Regions from separate parts of the Homo sapiens genome. Here all the other regions are linked to region 1. Evidence: chromatin loops called from intact Hi-C (ENCODE). Cell type or tissue: Calu3. All regions are shown on one strand. Each heading gives the region's core, and the rest is flanking DNA. Links, peaks and the distances in the headings are about the cores only. Region 1 overlaps LRP1B (LDL receptor related protein 1B). Region 2 holds the start of MIR7157 (microRNA 7157). Region 3 overlaps LRP1B (LDL receptor related protein 1B).

The links. Hi-C counts contacts between places; a loop is a spot of excess contacts. Peaks named below come from ENCODE experiments on the same cell type or tissue, not always from the same donor. Only the 100,000 strongest peaks of a DNase experiment are listed, where the experiment ranks them.
Region 2: it touches region 1 in a loop (2.4-fold over the local background); 3 of 110 quality-filtered maps call a loop at or near these places.
Region 3: it touches region 1 in a loop (2.9-fold over the local background); 3 of 110 quality-filtered maps call a loop at or near these places.

The regions. Positions count from the first base shown.
Region 1 is chr2:140,692,639-140,698,690 of GRCh38, forward strand. The region is part of intron 41 of LRP1B (LDL receptor related protein 1B); the gene reads right to left. Among named protein-coding and RNA genes, the nearest start is that of MIR7157, 110 kb to the left of the region's middle. In Calu3, for the core only: no CTCF peak of the experiment used is centred there; a DNase peak (open chromatin) is centred at 2,753.
Region 2 is chr2:140,583,897-140,589,948 of GRCh38, forward strand. All of the region lies in intron 43 of LRP1B (LDL receptor related protein 1B), which reads right to left. MIR7157 (microRNA 7157) reads right to left here and starts at 2,789; the gene lies at 2,730-2,789. RefSeq lists a silencer at 2,568-2,617. In Calu3, for the core only: a CTCF peak has its summit at 2,711 (motif pointing right); a DNase peak (open chromatin) is centred at 2,685.
Region 3 is chr2:140,861,079-140,867,130 of GRCh38, forward strand. The region is part of intron 27 of LRP1B (LDL receptor related protein 1B); the gene reads right to left. Among named protein-coding and RNA genes, the nearest start is that of MIR7157, 280 kb to the left of the region's middle. In Calu3, for the core only: a CTCF peak has its summit at 2,866 (motif pointing left); no DNase peak of the experiment used is centred there.

The sequences.
Region 1 (6,052 bases), core at 1,512-4,011:
AACTTGTCCATATTTATCTTCATCTCTGTAATGGTATGTTATAAACTTCAGTTGTAATCCTTTGTTGGTTTTAAGGATTGCAACTATACACCACTAGTGTTTTGTTTTGTCTTTTAAATTTCTACATAGCTTCTGCTGCAAAGAGTTTTTAATTTCAATGAGATAAAATATACTAAACTTATACTTCCTGATTTTTGTGTATCATTTGTGAAATCTGTTCTTACCCTGAGTTTATAAAGATATTCTGTATTCTTTGATATTAAAAAGCTCATCATATTTGCACCATTAAAATACTTGAATTTTTGAATATAGTTTGAGTTGGAGATAACATTTTGTTTCATTTTTTGCATATAAATTGTTCTAGTATAATTCATTAAATTCATTATTTTTCAATTTATTTGTAATGCTAACTAGGCAATGTATAATCAATTTACATAAAAGTTATATATAAATATGGATCTGCCTCTGAGCCCTCTGTTCTTTTTCATTTAATTGTTTTTTATTGGTAATATCATATTGTGTTAATTACTTTCACTTTTTAATAATAAAGACAATTGTGTCAAGGAGAGACTACAAATTTATATTTCTTTAAAATTGCCTTGGCAATTGGTGATATTTTGCTCTTCTATGTGAATTCTACTATCAACATGTGCAGTTTCATTAAAATATCATTTTGGCTGCTTTTTGTTTGTTTTTAGAAACAGGGTCTCACTCTGTCACCCAGGCTAGAGTGCAGTGGTGCAATCATAGCTCACTATGGCCTCAAAACCCTGGACTCAAGAGATCCTCCCACCTCAGCCTTCGAAGGATCTAGAACAACAGGTGTGTGCCACCACACTGAGACATTTTGGCATTTTGAATTGCATTAAATTTACAGATAATTTGGGATAATTTTCCATGGCTATGGAAATTGACTTTTTGCATCATGAAAGTAACACTCTCCCCCTTTAAGATTATCTTTTATGTCCTTCATAAACATTTTAAAATTTTCTATGTTAATGTTTTGTGAATACTTTGTTGTTATTACTAGCTTAAGAATAGCTTTTTTAAGATCACATTACTTTTTTTGGGGTGGGTGGCGGGGGGGCGTGGAGAGTCACACTCTGTCACCCAGGCTGGAGTATGGTGGTGCAATCTTGGCTCACTGCAACCTCTGCCTCCTAGGTTCAACTGATTCTCATATCTCAGCCTCCTGAGTAGCTGGAATTGCAGGCATACGACAACATGCCCAGCTAATTTTTGTATTTTTAGTAAAGACAGGGTTTTGCCATTTTGGCCAGGCTAGTCTCGAACTCCTGGCCTCAAGTGATCCACCCACCTCAGCTCCCCAGAGTGCCGGGATTACAGGCATGAGCCACCGCTCCAGGCCTAATCACATTTCTCGATTAGTCATTGGATGTAGGGACACCATTTGAATTTATATTAAGCAATATTTGCTTTTTTTAAAAAATATGCTATGTTTAGTTAAAACAAAACATCAGAATGCATCCCACTAAATAAGCATATTCTTTGGTAAAACAGAAACATATATACTTAGCTACAGTGTAAAATGTGAAATTTGTTAACTTAGATTACAGGCATTTAAGGACACTAGTTTAAGTTTGAAGCTGTTAAGTTCCTTACGCCATTACTTTATATTTTTTTAATTAGTGGGAATACATAGATATATTGTTACTGACTTTATATTCCTAAAACAAATGTTATTTCCCTCCATCTTTAATAATTCAGTTATAGAATTATGTATTTCCTTAGTAGTCTGAAGATTTTACTCTTGTTGCTGATGAGAAGTCTGTTTAAATACCATTGTCTTCCTTCTGCAGATAGTGTCTACTACTTCTGGTAGCATCTTAAGATTTTCCCTTTTTCATGATCTTCTGCAGTTTTACTTCAATTGCTGACTTAATTTAATTATTCTTAACGCTTACAGCAAATTTCCCATCTAGAGACATTTCTTTCTTCATTTCTAGTAAACTCTGTGTCATTATCACTTTGAGTATTACTTTTCTATCATCTGTCTCTTCTTTGCCATTTGTCAACATTTATTAGCTAAAAGACTATTAAATCTATTAGTTTATCCTCCAAGTTTCACAAGTGTTCTCATGTTTTTTGTATCTTACTGCCTCTAACATTAATTAATTTCTTATTAATGAATTAGCATCTTATTTATGCATTATCACTTTCACTAGTACAATATAATTTTTATTTTATCAATAAAGATTACTTTTTAATTTTAATTATAGTGATCATATTTTTTTATTTCCAAGATATTCAATTGTTTTAATTTTAACAAATTTTTTTCTTACATATGTATATTTGGCCTCCTGGATGTCCCTATTTCTTGTTCTTTTCATACTTTTTTTTTCTTTGCTTCTTTGATGAACCCCAAGTAAATATTCTTCAGATTCTCCTATCATTTTCATTTTCATTCATCTTCTGCTTGGTGGGGTTTTTTAAGCTGTCTTTCTTAAGAATCCATGTGTTGTGGAAATTGAATTTGAGCATCCTAAAGGGGTTATTTTTTAACCTCTCTTTTAGTACTCACTTCTCTCTACTGGGTGGTTTTAGAGTGGACTTCATTGAGCCTCTGCGTCTTAAACTGCAGCCCTCTCTTTCATAATTCATTTGAGTTTTTGCTCCACAGAGCATATGAGAGCTTGTAGAGTCAATAACTTGCAATGGACTTGCATCAGAGCTGGTCATAAGGCAGTTTCTGTGGCCTCTAAGCTTCTAGGGTTAGTCACTTCCTACAAGTCATTGGCCTAACAGTAGATGGCACAGCTTTATTTCAGGCTTGCTTCCCTGTGGGGCAGTATTCCCCAGTCCTTGGATTAAGTAAATTCTTTTTAGATGCTGTCTCTCTGTAGCATCTATGTAGCCTGGAATCTCAGAATTCTGTTTCAGTCATTTTCTCTGCTTTGTATTTCTGTTCTGTTTATCACTCAAAGAAAAGTCTATCTTGCTTTTTGAGATTAGCTATCTCTAATTTTCATTTTAAATATATTTTATAAATCGTTACTGTGGTTTTAAAGTCAGAAATGGCCTAAAAGTGTAGACTTTTAACAGTGTCTTCACCAGGTATCTTGATTCTTCATAGGAAAAGTGAACTACTGCATTTTCCTCTTTTTATACTGTGAACTTCCAAAGGGTAGAAGGAAGACATTTTCATCCTTATTCGCTCATACCTAATAATCTATGGCACACTGTAAGCACTTAATAAATATTGAATTGTATTTTATGGCTATTGTCATCTTTTAAACCTGAGGCCAAAATGTTCATTCTATGTGAATTGGGAAGTTAAAGAAGAAAGCCTTTATCCCATCCATTTCTTATATTCAGCTATATGAAGGATCAAAGTCTGAATCTGATAGTGAAATTTAGAACTCTCTGATATTTTTAACACCTAAAAATATGAATCTAGTTAAATACTTAAAACATGAATACTTAAAAACATGAAAATAATTTTGGGTAACAAGTTAGAGATATAACAAAAGAACATATAGTTTTTCAGATTTAATAAAATGGAATACCTAGATGGAAACACATTTTACATCTTACTTATATTTATTTATATGTGCCAATAACTGGGTGTTTTGAGGGTTTTAGTTTTGATTTGTTTTGTCTGTTTTCTTTTTTGGTCTGGCAAGTTAAACTATACATTCACCTAAAAAGCTTTCAGAGAGGATTGCAATGGTTAAGCAAAGGGCAACTTCTTGGCAGGAGGTGGGGTGTGGTAGGGAGGATATTCAGAAAGATTCGTATAAACTATCAATACAGACTAATTATATTTTTTAAGTTTTAGTCAGACCTTAATGCACTACTTTATATCTATAATTATTGTAATTATTTCTGATTGTCTAACTACTCTAATTCATATGCTAAAAATAATTTAAGACAAAAATCATTGTCCTCAATCAGAGGTTGCCAACCCCTGGACCACAGATGAGTACTGGTCCATGGCTTGTTAGGAGCCAGGAGGAATAGCAGGAGGTGAGCAGCAGGTGACTCAGCATTATCATGTGAGCTCCACCTGCTGTCAGATCAGCAATGGCATTAGAGTTTCATACGAGCGCAAACCCTATTATGAGGGATCCAGATTGTGTGCTCCTTTTGAGAATCTAACTATTACCTGATGATCTGAGGTGGAACAGTTTCATCCCAAAACCATCCCCTGCCTTCGTCCATGAAAAAATTATCTTCCATCAAACCAGTTCTTGTTGTTCAAAAGGTTGAGGACCACTGTCCTAAATGATCCACAAATGTGTCACAAATACAGTACAATAATTTTATATTAAAATCATGCTTATTTATATATTCTTTAGATACACTTTCTCATAAAATTTTCATAGAAAATGTATGGGTTGATTTTCCATTTTGTAGGTAAGGAAATAAACACATAGAAGTACAGAGGAAACAAACAGCAAACTGTGATTTGAACCCTGGGCTCGACCGATGTTTCAAACTCTTGGCCATCATGTTTCACTTCCCTACATATGTTTCAACACTTCCCTACAGTCAGTAAAGTGTCATGGATTCTACTGGCTTTGATTTTGGATGACAGAATTAGAGTGATTTGATTGTATGTATACTTTAATTAAAATGTTTTCAGTTTAATTTACTACGGTTGAAACAGGATCTAAAATATGACAAAACCTCCTAGGGCATCTTTGCCTTCAGACACGGCACTCACAACCCTTACAGTTCATCAGACCTAAACATAACACTGAGTGATCTCATGAAATATAAATCCTACTTTTAATACTCTATTATATGAATATATATATACATATATATGTATTAGCATTACAACACTCTCGTTTTTTTCATCATCTTATCTTGGATATTTGTACACCAATGTTCATTGCAGCATTAATCATAATAGCCAATTGTAGAAACAACCCAAGTGTCCTTAAACAAATGACTGGATAAAAATATGTGGTATGTACATACAGTGAAATATTATTCAGCCATAAAAAGAATGAAGTTCCAATATATGCTATATCATGGATGCACCTTGAAAACACTATGCTAAGTGAAACAAGCCAGGCGCAAAGGACAAATACATGATGATTCCACTTATATGAAATATCTAGAATTAGAAAATTCATAGAGACAGAAAATATCCATTACCAAGGGCCAGGGAAAGGGGGAAATGGGGAGATATTGCCTTACACAGAGTTTCTATTTGAAGTGATGAAAAAGTTTTAGAAATATAGTGTTGATGGCTGCAAAATACTGGAAATGTAATAAAAGCCACTGAATTGTACACTTAAAAATGGGTAAAATCTCAAATGTTATTTTATATATGTGGATATACATGTATATTTGCCCCAATTTTAAAAATTATAATGAAATATACCAAAAAAGATTGAGTGTACACTTTTTGGTGCATTGTATGATGTGTAAACTATACCTAAATAAAATGGTTTTTTTTTTTAAGCTGCTTATTTTGGCAGACCAAGACATTCAACATCACGTCATTCCCTACTTCATCTCACATCAATTCATGCCATACTACCTGCATTTCAATCATACCAAATGACTCCTTGTCTACTCCATGCTTTTCATGTCTTTGTACTAAACATTTTCTGAATGCTTAGCCCAGAAGAGTAATTTTCAGTCTTTTTGATCTGAGGATCTTTATACTCTTAATCATTACTGAAGACTCCAGAGTCTGTGTATGTGGGTCATGTCTATATCTATTTACCATATTAGAAATTTAAACTTAAATTGTTTTAAATATTTATCAATGTTTTTAAAGTTAGAATAATGCAACAATTGCGTTCATCTAAATAGCACCTTCTAAGAAAAGTAACTATTTCTTCAAAAATAATAACAAGAAATAATAACAAGAAATCATTGTTTTACAATGTTACAAATATATTTAATATCCATCTTACTAAAAGACAGCTGGATTCTCCTATCTGCCTCTTTATCCTCTCATTGTGTTGTTTTGGTTGAAGCATATGAAGAGCTTCCAGCCTCCCGAAGTTGTGTAATTGGAAAAGAGAGGAGCGTTTTAATAATAGCCTTTACAGATAACTGAGTATTCTTT
Region 2 (6,052 bases), core at 1,399-3,898, 110 kb before region 1:
CTGTATAACTTAACAGTCTTCCCATAATGTCTTGGTTGCTAGGAAGTTCAGAAAAAGCACATGCTTGAGTTATTTAGCTGTAGTCATACAATACCTGAGTTTTTATTGTAAACTAGTTTAAATAATATTTAAATGGTTAAAATAATAATTAGTTTTAATCTTTTTTATCATTTTAAATGTTCTCAGAGAGTCAAACACAGGGAAATATTGCCTCAAGCTCAAATAAATTCATGTTAGTTTTCTTATGTGTAAAACTTACAAAAAACACATTATAACCTGCTCAAGAACAATACAAAAAATAAGAAATTCAGAGAAGAGAAAAATTAATATAAGTTATTTGAGAATTTTATGAATTCAAACATGAAACTTTTAAAACTACTTTTCCTTTTATCTGCTCAATTATTTCACCAAAGGAAATATTTTTAAGCTTATTTGTATGCTTCTCCCTCTGTTCAGTTTGTAAGCAAAGTTAATTTGGAAGAAATGTGCTCATATATATATATATATATATATGAGCAGAATGGCTTTTGTTAGCTATCTGTTATTTTAATCTTTGTAGATGAATTTATACAATGAGGCAGGTAGGAGAGGTGGCTGCTGGCCTTTTGATAAATTCTATCTGATGCCTAAAAATTGAAAGTTTCTAGGAAATGTTAAATCAATCCATCAGTATCAGTATCTCATGCTGAAGGGACACCAGTTATTTTCTGGATGAATACACTAGTTGCCCTAGATACTGACCATTATTCTTCTGTAAGAACACATCTCTTTTCAGACAGTCTGGCTTCAGTAATACTTTAATTTGCAAGACTAACCAAGCTGAACCATCACTGAAATGTATGTGGACTTAAATCAAAGGAATTGTGTAAGAAATAAACACTATTAAGCCTACTGCAATATCATTCCTATCTTACTGGATAGGAATATCAGTTACCCTGGATAGCTGAGGCCTTCAAAATAGCAAAATTTTGATTTTGGCCTTTTCTTTTTTTTAAGCTCTTTGTTTTTTTCATTTTATTCAGAGCATCCTTTTTATAATTTGTCTTTTAGTTTATTTACTCGTATACTCATTTCTTCAGTGAATTTTGCTGAACATAGCAATGCATCAGACTTTGGGTATATTGCTTTTGGAGATACAAAGATGAAAAACAAATTGCCTTTCTTTAGATGTTATTATTCCTACAAAAGAGGAAATGAGGCAACTTATGATTAATTATATAGTTATCATTCATGTTTATACAAATGTGTATGTGTGTAGTGAATGTAGTTACACAATTTTAAACTTGGTTTATTTTTTAAATTTCATAATTCAAGGGGGGATTTACAAGAATTAACGTTTTAACTCCTCAAAATGCATCCTATGAGGCATAAACTATTAGTCATATTCTACAGCAGAAATTAAGGTGTAGAAGGATTAAGAAATGTCCTCGGCTTACTAAACAACAGGTCTTATATCTAAGTTTCAAATTCATGTCTAAACAATCTAAGTTTATTAATTTCTCCCACATCATACTGCTTCCTGAAAAGCAGTATGTTCTATTTTACTACCAAGACTGCCTCCATGTCTAAAATATTCAAGATGTGGCACCATCTTCTTATGTATATGAATGTGTTATAAAATATATATCAAATGGCTGATCTTAGAGTTGGAAAATAATTTTAAGTCTAGCCCAAAATGTCAAATCTGAGATTCAAAAAGATTAAAATAATTGCTCAAGATCACACAGTTTTTTTGAACCAGTCCAACACTGAAACAATGTTATCTAACACTAATTTTAGTTTTCTTTTCACTTATTTCTTATTCTCACTTAGACACCTATATTTGGCAATGTCATATATTCATATAAACTTTATTATATACTCTGTGATCACATCTACACATTATCATTAAAGACAATAAAATTTAGACAACACAATCAACCATCTTTATTTTCATAATCTTTATTTCCCTTAGGTGGAAAATCAGTGATTTCAATGTCTTTGGCCTGCAGCTCATGCCATATCATGTGTGTTTAATAAGTCTTTAATAAGTCTTATTCCTGTTTAAATTCATTGGCAATGCAAGGGCCTTGTTTTACAGACTTATAGAACATAAATCAGCTTAGATCTTTAAAAGTGTCTTTAAAAAAACTCAAATAGATGTTTCCCTTTTTTTCTATTCTGAATGTCTAAAAATCTATGAGCACACTAACTTATGCTCCTAGAAAAATGGACTAGACAGACATTTCTTGATCCTTATGTACAACTTAAAACTCTAGAAATTATACATAAAACAAACATAAGGTGACTATAAAAGTAGAGAGAAAAAGCAACCCAGCTGGGTATCTTGGGACCAAGAAATTCCATGGAAGTGTGTTTCCTAAGTGTCATTTTGTCTCATATATCTCAGACTCAAATCGTATAAGCTGGCAACCCAGAAATGGCAACATACACAGAAAAAATAAAAATAATAATCTGCTCTCTCTAGCTAAAAGACCAGGAAAGAAACAACCTAGCAAGCACAGCAGAAAACTTTACTATAGCCAGCCACCACAGGAAAAAGGCTGTGACACACCCACACCAGCAAAGGCCAAGTGGGGATCCTGGGCTTCCACACACCCCTGATGGTAATGAAGTGTCCACCCCTTCTCTGCTGAGGTGGTGTCAGAAGCAGCTCACTGGAGGGTCAGGACTTCCACCATCATCCTCTAGGTGACACTGTAGAGGCCATCTAGGTAGCCTGAACTCCCACTCTTCATCCAGTAGCACAGAGGAGTCCCAATTTCATCTCTGGTGCCAATGAATGCTGAATGGGGGACCTGCTACTCCGATAGGGTAGCACCCCTCACTTTCCCCTCCTAGACCGATGTCAGGGAAAGACAGTTAAAAACAGAAGGGTTGAAAATACGGAGATACATGCAGTAGAACATGTTCAAGTTCAAACAAAATTACTCATCATACCGAGAACTAGGAAGATTTCAAAGAGACTGAAAAAATCACAACTAATAGATGCCAACACCAAGATGACAGGGGTGTAAAAATTATCTGAAAAAGATTTAAAAGTAGCTATAATAAAATTTTTTTAAAAATAAAGGCTTTAGGAAAGAAATGGAAAATCTCAGTAAAAAAAATAGAAGAAAGAAACCGGAACAAAATGGAAATTTTAGAACTGAACGTAAAATAACTTAAATAAAAAGTTCAGTGAATAAACTCAACAGCAGAATGGAGGAAATGGAAGATGTGTCAGTAAACTAAAAAGTAGAATAATAGAAAATAGCCAGTCACAACAACAAAGAAAAAGCAGAAAGAAAGAAAACTGAACGAAGCTCCAGTGACCTGTGAGACTATAGTAAAAGACCTAACATTCATGTCAAAGAGTCCTACAAGGAGAGGAGAAAGCGTGGGGCTAAAAAGGACTTGAAAAATGTCAAGGCTGAAAACCACCAATCTGGCAAGAGACATATACCTACAGATTCGAGAAGCAGACTAAAGCTCAGAGACTATAAACCCAAGACGCATCATAATTTAACTTCTGAAATTGTGATTTGTGACAACATGGGTGAACTTGGAGTACATTATGCTAAATGAAATGAGCCAGACACAGAAAGACAAATACTTCATGAGCTCACACGTGGTATCTAAAAAGTCAGACTCTTATTAGTAGAGAGTAGAATAGTAGCTACCAAAGGCTGGAGTGAAGATGGGATGGGGAATAAGATGTTGGTCAAAGGATACAAATTTCCAGTTAGACACGAGAAATTAACTTTGGAGATAAATAGCACAAAAATTAGTAAGTACATGGGTGTTATGATTAACATGTTAATTAGCCTGAAGAATCATTCCACAATACATACATATATCAAAACATCACCTTGTACTCCTGAGATATACACAATTATTATTTGCTGATTAAAAATAAAAATAAACTTCTGAAAACTAGAGACAAGAAGCAAATCTTAATAGCAGCGAGGGGGAAATGACATGTTACATAGAAGAAAACAATTTTAATAATAATAGATATCTCATCAGAAATCACAGAGAACAGAAAGAAGTGGCCCAATATTTCTCAAATATGAAATGAAAACTGTCAACCCAGTGACCTATGCCAAGTGAAAATATCAGAAATAAAGAGAACATCAAAACAGTCTCAGATGAAAGGAAATTAAGATAATATGCCACAACAGATGGCAAAGAATGGACAAAAGGAATTTTCGAAAGCAATAGGGAAGTAAGCAATTAAAGAAGAAGCCTGTGAACATCAAGAAAAAAGAAAGAACACTGTGAGCAAAAATACGGGTACATAAAAGTAGGCTTTCCTTATACTGAGTTTTCTAAGTTGTTTGATGGTTGAAGCAAAAAAAATCTAACACTGTTGTGTGCAGAGTAAATCTTGAAGATAATTATATTACAAACAGGGGAGGCTAAAGAAACATAAAGGGATGTAAAGTTTCTATGCTTCGCTTTACTGGGTAAATGGTGATGCTTGTAGACTGATAAGTAATGAATATATACTGCAGTACCTAAAGCAACTGCTAAAAAAGTTAGACAGAGAATATACCTGACGACACTATAGATATATGAAAGACATTTTGTAGATGTGGATAGATTATTCTAAAACTTATGCAAAATGGCAAAGAAAATAAAATAACTAAAATAACTTTGAAAATCAAGGCTGTGTGTTATTGACAGAGTGGCAAACTCATTAAATAAATGGAAAAGAACAGGGAACCCCAATATAGACACCTACAATTATGCCCAAATGATTTTTGAAAAAAGTATACAAGCAATTAGAGAAAAGATGGACATCCAGCTGGGTGCATTGGCTCGTGCCTGTAATCCCAGCACTTTGGGAGGCCAAGGCGGGTGGATCACGAGGTCAGGAGATCAGCCTGGCTAACACGGTGAAACCCTGTCTCTCCTAAAAATACAAAAAATCAGCCGGGTGTGGTGGCACACGCCTGTAGTCCCAGCTAACTCGGGAGGCTGAGGCAGGAGAATCTCTTGAACCCAGGAGGCAGAGGTTGCAGTGAGCCGAGACTGCACCACGCACTCCATCCAGCCTGGGCAACAGAACGAGACTCCGTCTCAAAGAAAAAAAAAAAAAAAAGATGGACATCCATAGGCAAAAAAGTGGACCTTGACCTAAGTTTCTGACCAAATGCAAAAATAAGTTCAAAATGAATTACGAATGTAAATGTGAAATGTGAAACTATAACATTTTTAGAAAAAATAGAATAAAATCTTTGGAATCTAAGGCTAGGCAAAGAATTCTTAGTCTTAGCATCAAAAGCATGAACCATGACAAAGAAATATAAATTAAAAATAATCAAAATAAATTTTGCTCAGCATAAATCTCATGTGAAAAGAATGGAAAAACAAACTACAAAGTGGGGGAAAATATTTACAAACCACATAGCCAACAAAAAAGTATCATCTAGAATATATAAATAACTCATAAACTGTAAGTGGGAATGTAAAATGGTACAGTCATTCTGGAAAGCAGTTTGTCAGTTTCTTAAAAAAAAACTAAACAAGCCACTAATGTATGACCCAGTGATTGAACTCTTAGACATTTATTACAGAGAGTGAAGAATTATGTTCATTCTAGAATCAGTACACAGATATTCATGAAAGCTTCATTCACAATAGCCAAACACTAGAAACCGCCCTGATGACTTTCAACAAGTGAATAAAGATACTGTGGCTTATTCATATCATAGATACTACTCAGCAGGAAAGAGAACAGACTAGTCATATTTGCAACAACCTGAATGAATCTCCAGAGAATTTTACTGAATGGAAAGGGTCAGTCCCTAAAGGAAATGCACTATATAATTCCATTATATAAGTTTCTTAAAGTTTCTTTATAAAGAAGTTATAAAGTTTCTTTACAAAGTTTCTATGTAAGTTTCTTAAAGTGACAAAGTTATGGAAGTGGAAAACAAATTAGTGGTTGCAGGTGATTAAGAAAGGAGTGGGAAAGAAGGGAAGTGTGCACAGCTATGCAAAAAAGCAACATGTGGGATCATTGGAATGAAGGAAATGTTCTGTATCTTGACCACATAAGTGTCTA
Region 3 (6,052 bases), core at 1,717-4,216, 170 kb after region 1:
TTAGTACTTGCCAGGTATCTTCTAACTGCCTAAAAGAGACTAATGTGGCCGGGCGCAGTGGCTCACGCCTGTAATCCCAGAACTTTGGGAAGCCGAGGAGGGCAGATCACCTGAGGTCAGGAGATCAATATCAGCCTAGCCAACATGGGGAAACCTCATCTCTACTAAAATTACAAAAATTAGCTGGACAAGGTGGCACGTGACTGTAATCCAAGCTACTTGGGAGGCAGAGGCTGGAGAATCGCTTGAACCTGGGAGGCGGAGGTTGCAGTGAGCCAAGATCGTGCCACTGCACTCCAGCCTGAGAGACAGAGTGAGATTCCATCTCAAAAAACAAAGAGAAAGACTGATGTATTTAATCTTTATAACAATTCCATTTTACAGATTTACAAACAAGCAAACAAACAAATACTAATGTAGAGAAACAAACTAATACTAATGCACAAGAAGTCAGGATTTGACAAATTTGGAATTTGAACCCAAGCAATCTGGCTCTAGACTAAGCTGATTGCTATGAAGGTATTTTTTTTGGAATTTACTGTTTGACTGAACAATCTAGTTCTATTTAGTAAATTATATTTTGTAGTAAAAAGAGTTGAAAGTTATACTAATAGCTAATGTCAGACCTATTTAGGATCACGAGGACATATGCAAACAAACCCACTGAAATTGCTCTCACTAAAATTATCACTGACCTTTTTCCAGGTTGCCAAATCCAATGAATGCATTTATGTCTTTATTTTTATTGGCTTTTCTACAAAAGCAAATACTGTTGGCTAGTGTTAGCTTGAAACTGTTCCTTTTGTGTGTGTGTGTGCGCATGCACACGCTTTCTCTTTTTGTCCTGAAATCTGTTGGTGCCCTTTTTCTGAGCATTCTTCTTTGCCTTCCTTTTTAGTGTTGCAGTTTCCAAGGCTCTATCATTGCCCTTTTTCATTTTCTGTAATACTCTTAAGAAATCTTATCTACATTTTGCCTTCAATCTACAATTGAATAACTATGAAAGTTCTAGTTTTAGACCAAAGCTTCCTTCCTTTTTAGCCTTAAATATTCAACTGTATCCCAGAAGTATCTCAAATTCAGCACATTTCAAAGTTTAATTTTTCAGATAATCCTTTAAGTGAAGTGTCTGCAAATGATGGCCTAAAGGCTAATACTGGCCGGTGAGCAACTTGTTTGTACGGTTGGAAAAAAAAACCAAATGAAGAATACTATTTCATGGCACATAAAACTTGTATGAAATTCAAATTTCAGTGTCCAGAAATTAAGTTTTATTGGCACACAGCCACACTTATTCATTTCCCATATGACTGCTTTCACATTACAACTGCAGCAGAGTAACTGCAACAGAGAACACATGGCCCACAAGTCCTCAAATATTCATTATTATTATTTGGCCTTTCACAGAATACATTTGCTGACCCTCTCTCTTAAAGCCATCCCATATTCTTCCTCCTTTCCCCAGGTTTCCCACTCAAATCTCTATCACCACTTTTTAATGATTTCAACTCTAAGTATATCTCATCAGAGACCATTTCACCTACAAGCATCTCCCAGATTTTGGCATCAGCCACCTCCTGATCTACTGAAGTAGCTTCCTGTAATGGTTATCTTTATATGTAAATTTGACTAGTCTAGAGAATGTCTAGATAGCTGGTAAAATGTTATTTCTGGGTGTGTTTCTGGAAGAGATGAGTATATGAATTAGTATACTGGGTTAGAAGTTTCCTGCCCTTGCCATTACAGGGAAGCATCATCCAATCTGTTGAAGGCCGAAATAGAATAAAAAGGTAGAGGAAAGGCAAGTTTGTTTCCTGTTTGAGCTACGACATATATCTTATCCTACACTCCATAATTGGCACTCCTGGTTCCTGGGCCTGTGAACTCCTGGACCTGGACTTATGCCATTATCCACCTACCCTTCCTGGTTTTTAGGCCTTCAGATTTGGATTGAGTTACACCACTGGTTTTCCTGGTTCTCCTGTTTGCCTACAGTAGGTTGTGGAACTTCTTGGCCTCCATAAGCATATGAGTTACTTTCTAAAATCAATCTCTCTATCTCTGTGTGTCTGTGTGTGTGTATATATATATATGTGTTACACACACACACATATATATTCTATACATACATACACACACATATACACTTCAATCCTGTCTCTCCAATCAATCCTTTACAAATTTCTATCATGCAAATCTGTTCTTTTTACTCCTTTGACCATTTTTTAAAAAATTGTTTCTCTCCTTTTCTTAGAGGAATGGTTCTGAAGGCAGCATCATATCCCCTGGGAATTTGTTAAAGATGCAAAATGTCAAACCCCACCTAAGACCTACTGAATCAGAATCTCTGGGTAACGCCCCCCAATATGTGTTTTAATAAGCCCTCCATTAATTTTAATGCACACTTATGTTTAACATCATTGGAACCATTTATCCCAGAGGAAAAAACTGTGTATTTCTTTGTGGGGATATTATTTGAGTGTGAGCATGATCTGACCCCTGCCCAATCTTGTCTCTGATTTATTCTTTCCTCACTTGCTGCTTCGATCTGCAAATGTGAAAATGCAACCCCTCCAAGTTAGTAATTTGCCTCAGGTAACATGGCTAGTGACTGACATGAGGGAAGAATTAAACTTAGCTAATCCCAAGGTTTGTTTCGTTTTTAGTACCACACCCTGCTACTTTTAAATTTCATTTACTATACTCTTACATTCAAAATCCATCTATCATAACAATGATTGTATCTATCCTAATTGTTAATTTAGTCTGTTCCTCCTCTTAGACTATAAACTCCAGGAAGGTAAGGAAGTTTGTCCAAGGAGAATGTCAAGAAAACATGACTCTCTACTGCCATCTGGTGATATGATGCAACAATTCCAAGAGGAATATATGTGCATTTAATGTCTTCTGCTTGCAGAATGCAGTGAGTAAAACAAAAGCTTGGCTTCAGACTTCTGTTCAGATAACAGAACGATTATCCCCTGGCTGTTAGACCTTGAGCAATTTACTTAGTATTTCTCTGTCTTAGGTTCCTCATCTGTGAAACTGGATGGCTAACAATTTTTCTCACGGAAATGCAATGATAATCAAGTTAGCTGCTATTATAATTATCGATATTGTTATCAAGGACTTAGCTAGACTCTATAGTTGACACAAAGAAATAAATGAAACACTGTTCCTTAAATATTTTATAATCTAGGCGAGTAGGTAAGACAGAGTTAGGAAATGATTAATGAATAAATAAATAAATAACCATACAAGCTTTAAATGCTGAGTCCTTATGGTGTTAACTATGAATGTAGAGGAGGTAAAATTTGAGCTAGTATAAGAATTTATAATTGGTATGTGTGAGAAGGAGTCTTAGATGGAGAATTGTTCCTGCAAGTCTTTGCACACATTGAGACTAACAACTGTAAAGTACTAATAAAAATGATATAAGTGCACATTTATATTACAAAGTCATAATCACAAAACCATTTTTATTTAATGCTTCATTATATAATCCCAGATCTCATTATCCAAAGAAAAACTAACACATGACCCAAAAAGTGTTTATTGTAAATGAGTGTTATTGTTGCTATTATTTTTTAATATACCTGAAACTTAATTAATAGTTGTATTTTACTGATAAAAATATAGTTAGATTAGATGGCTTCGTGAATTATATATTTTTAACTTAAAGAAAAACCTACATTGTGTTAAATGGTGATTAAACTCAACGTTTACAAGATCCTATGATTTAGATACATTATCTCCAGTTTGAAAAAGCAGATACAGAGAAGTTAAATAACTTGCCAATAATGTCCAATAACACATTAATAGCTGAGACTCATGAATCTGAAATAAAACTATGCTAATGATGAAGGGTACATCACGCAATTAATAAATCATATGTTTAGGATTTGAACCCAGGCCATGCCATTAATTCTAAGCTTGGCTCCCTCATGCTGTAAATTTTTCTAATTAATATTTAAAATACCCACTACTGCTCCTTCATATTGCATATGTTTAAGCTGTGGTTTGTTTCTTCCTAATCCCATATAACAACAACATTAAAAACCAAAGAGATCTAAAATATATTTCTAAAATATTCTGCTTAAATATCCAATAACCAATTTGGAACTTTGTGTGCATAATGAATGCTTACTTGTAAGAAAACTGGTGCTGAAACTTTTATTAATTTCCTACTTGGAGGATTAGATAATGGCAAATAGTATTTGTAACCTTTATTTCTTTAATTTGTGAAAGATATATTTCAATTTTATAGTACTGAATGTCATGTATTTTTTAAATTTATTATTTGTTTCATGAACATCATGTTATTATTCACCAGAATACGGGCTATTATTATTGTATTTGTGTTAATGCTGAGCCTTTGTCACCATTTTCATTTTAATTCTATCCTCGGTAATAAAATAGTCGATATGTTCCTGCATCTTTTTTCCCTAGCAGTGGAAGTGTTACTTCACTGAAGCAGATAAACAGGACAGATAATGATTATTATATGCTCAGTGATCCTTATAATGGGGAAAGGTAGAATGTTCTCTGATCACTCTCAAAATTGCAAACTGACTGAATTTCATTTAGGAAATAGCAAGTTCTTTTCATAGGTGATATTCTCTAAATGTATTTAAAGACTAGAATATTTGCCCTGAATCCTGGGAAAATATGTTAAATTACATCCACATAGTAAAATCTTGCTTATTTTATGTAAAGAGGAAAAATCATATATAAATCATATTTTGAGTTAAGGAAAGATGTCAAGGATGCCTCCCCCCACCAAAAAATGACAATGAATGTCTCGTTTCTTTCCTATATATGCATAAATATCAGGAAAGCTTGAGAGTATCGTGGTTCTTCCTGTTCTATGAATTTACTAAGGGTCATGCCAATGCAGGCGAATTAGACAGTGCAGTTAGTAAATGAAGGAGAAGGACATTGATCCTATTTTGGGTGAGGAGGAATGATGCAATACATAGATGATGCAATACATAGATGAAGGCCATTTTTCATGGTCCAGTTCATTTAGATTGCACTGAACATACAAATTATTATTACTACAAAATGCCAAACAATCTGAGGGACAAAAATACAGTTGTGTAAATAATTTTGCACTTGAAATAATCAAAACCATTCATATCTTATAAGTGCTTGTCATCTACAGTGTTTGCTTACAGCTAAGCATTCCTCTGTTGAAGGAAATTCTAGAGAAGCGTATTTTTTCATTATACTAGTGGCACATTGCTGGTCAGAATAATAACTTCTTGCCTTATTTAAATTTAATCAAATTCAATATATCTACTAAATCATTATTAAATGCAAAAATGACTAATCTATATACTTTTTTCTATAATGTCCTCATGCTTTTTAGCTTATAAGGTGAAAGAAGTCAAGAGTAGAAGAAAAAAATTAAAGTTATTGCTCACCTATGTAAGCAGTAGATATAGAAACCATATGTATAGAAACTCCCATGTAGCAAAGAAGGATCAATTATGTAAGAAAATAGAAACTGAGAAATTGAGAGTATCTGGGAAAATAACTAGATTCAATCAGATTGTCAGAGAAAGGACACAGAAAATTTTGCAGATGAGATTTTGGTAGAATAAATAGTATCAAGGGAGAATGAACGCAACACACTGAAGAAAGACAAAGGAGAGCCATGTGATATTGTCAACCAGAGAGGTAATTGGTTTTAGTCAAGTCTAAAAGATACTATAATACAAATTTTAAAAATAAGGCTCGATGTGTGGAACAAATGCCCTACATGCCAATGAGTTAGAAGGTCTGCTTATTCCACACTGAAAAAGAAAGAGAAGGAGAAGATGCAAGAGAGAGCTTGTCATCTAAGAATCATGAATCTAAAATGAAAACATGCTAATAAAGGGGTCATTGTTTGCATTCAAATGAGATTTCCAAGGGTTATATCACATATAATGAGGAAAAAGTATAAAAGGATGAGCTGACGTTACACCAAATGGGATACCTCATGGTATCCCAGTGGGGCAAAAAGTGAGAATTAGGATAGGAACACTTGGCAAACATTGAGTGGAGG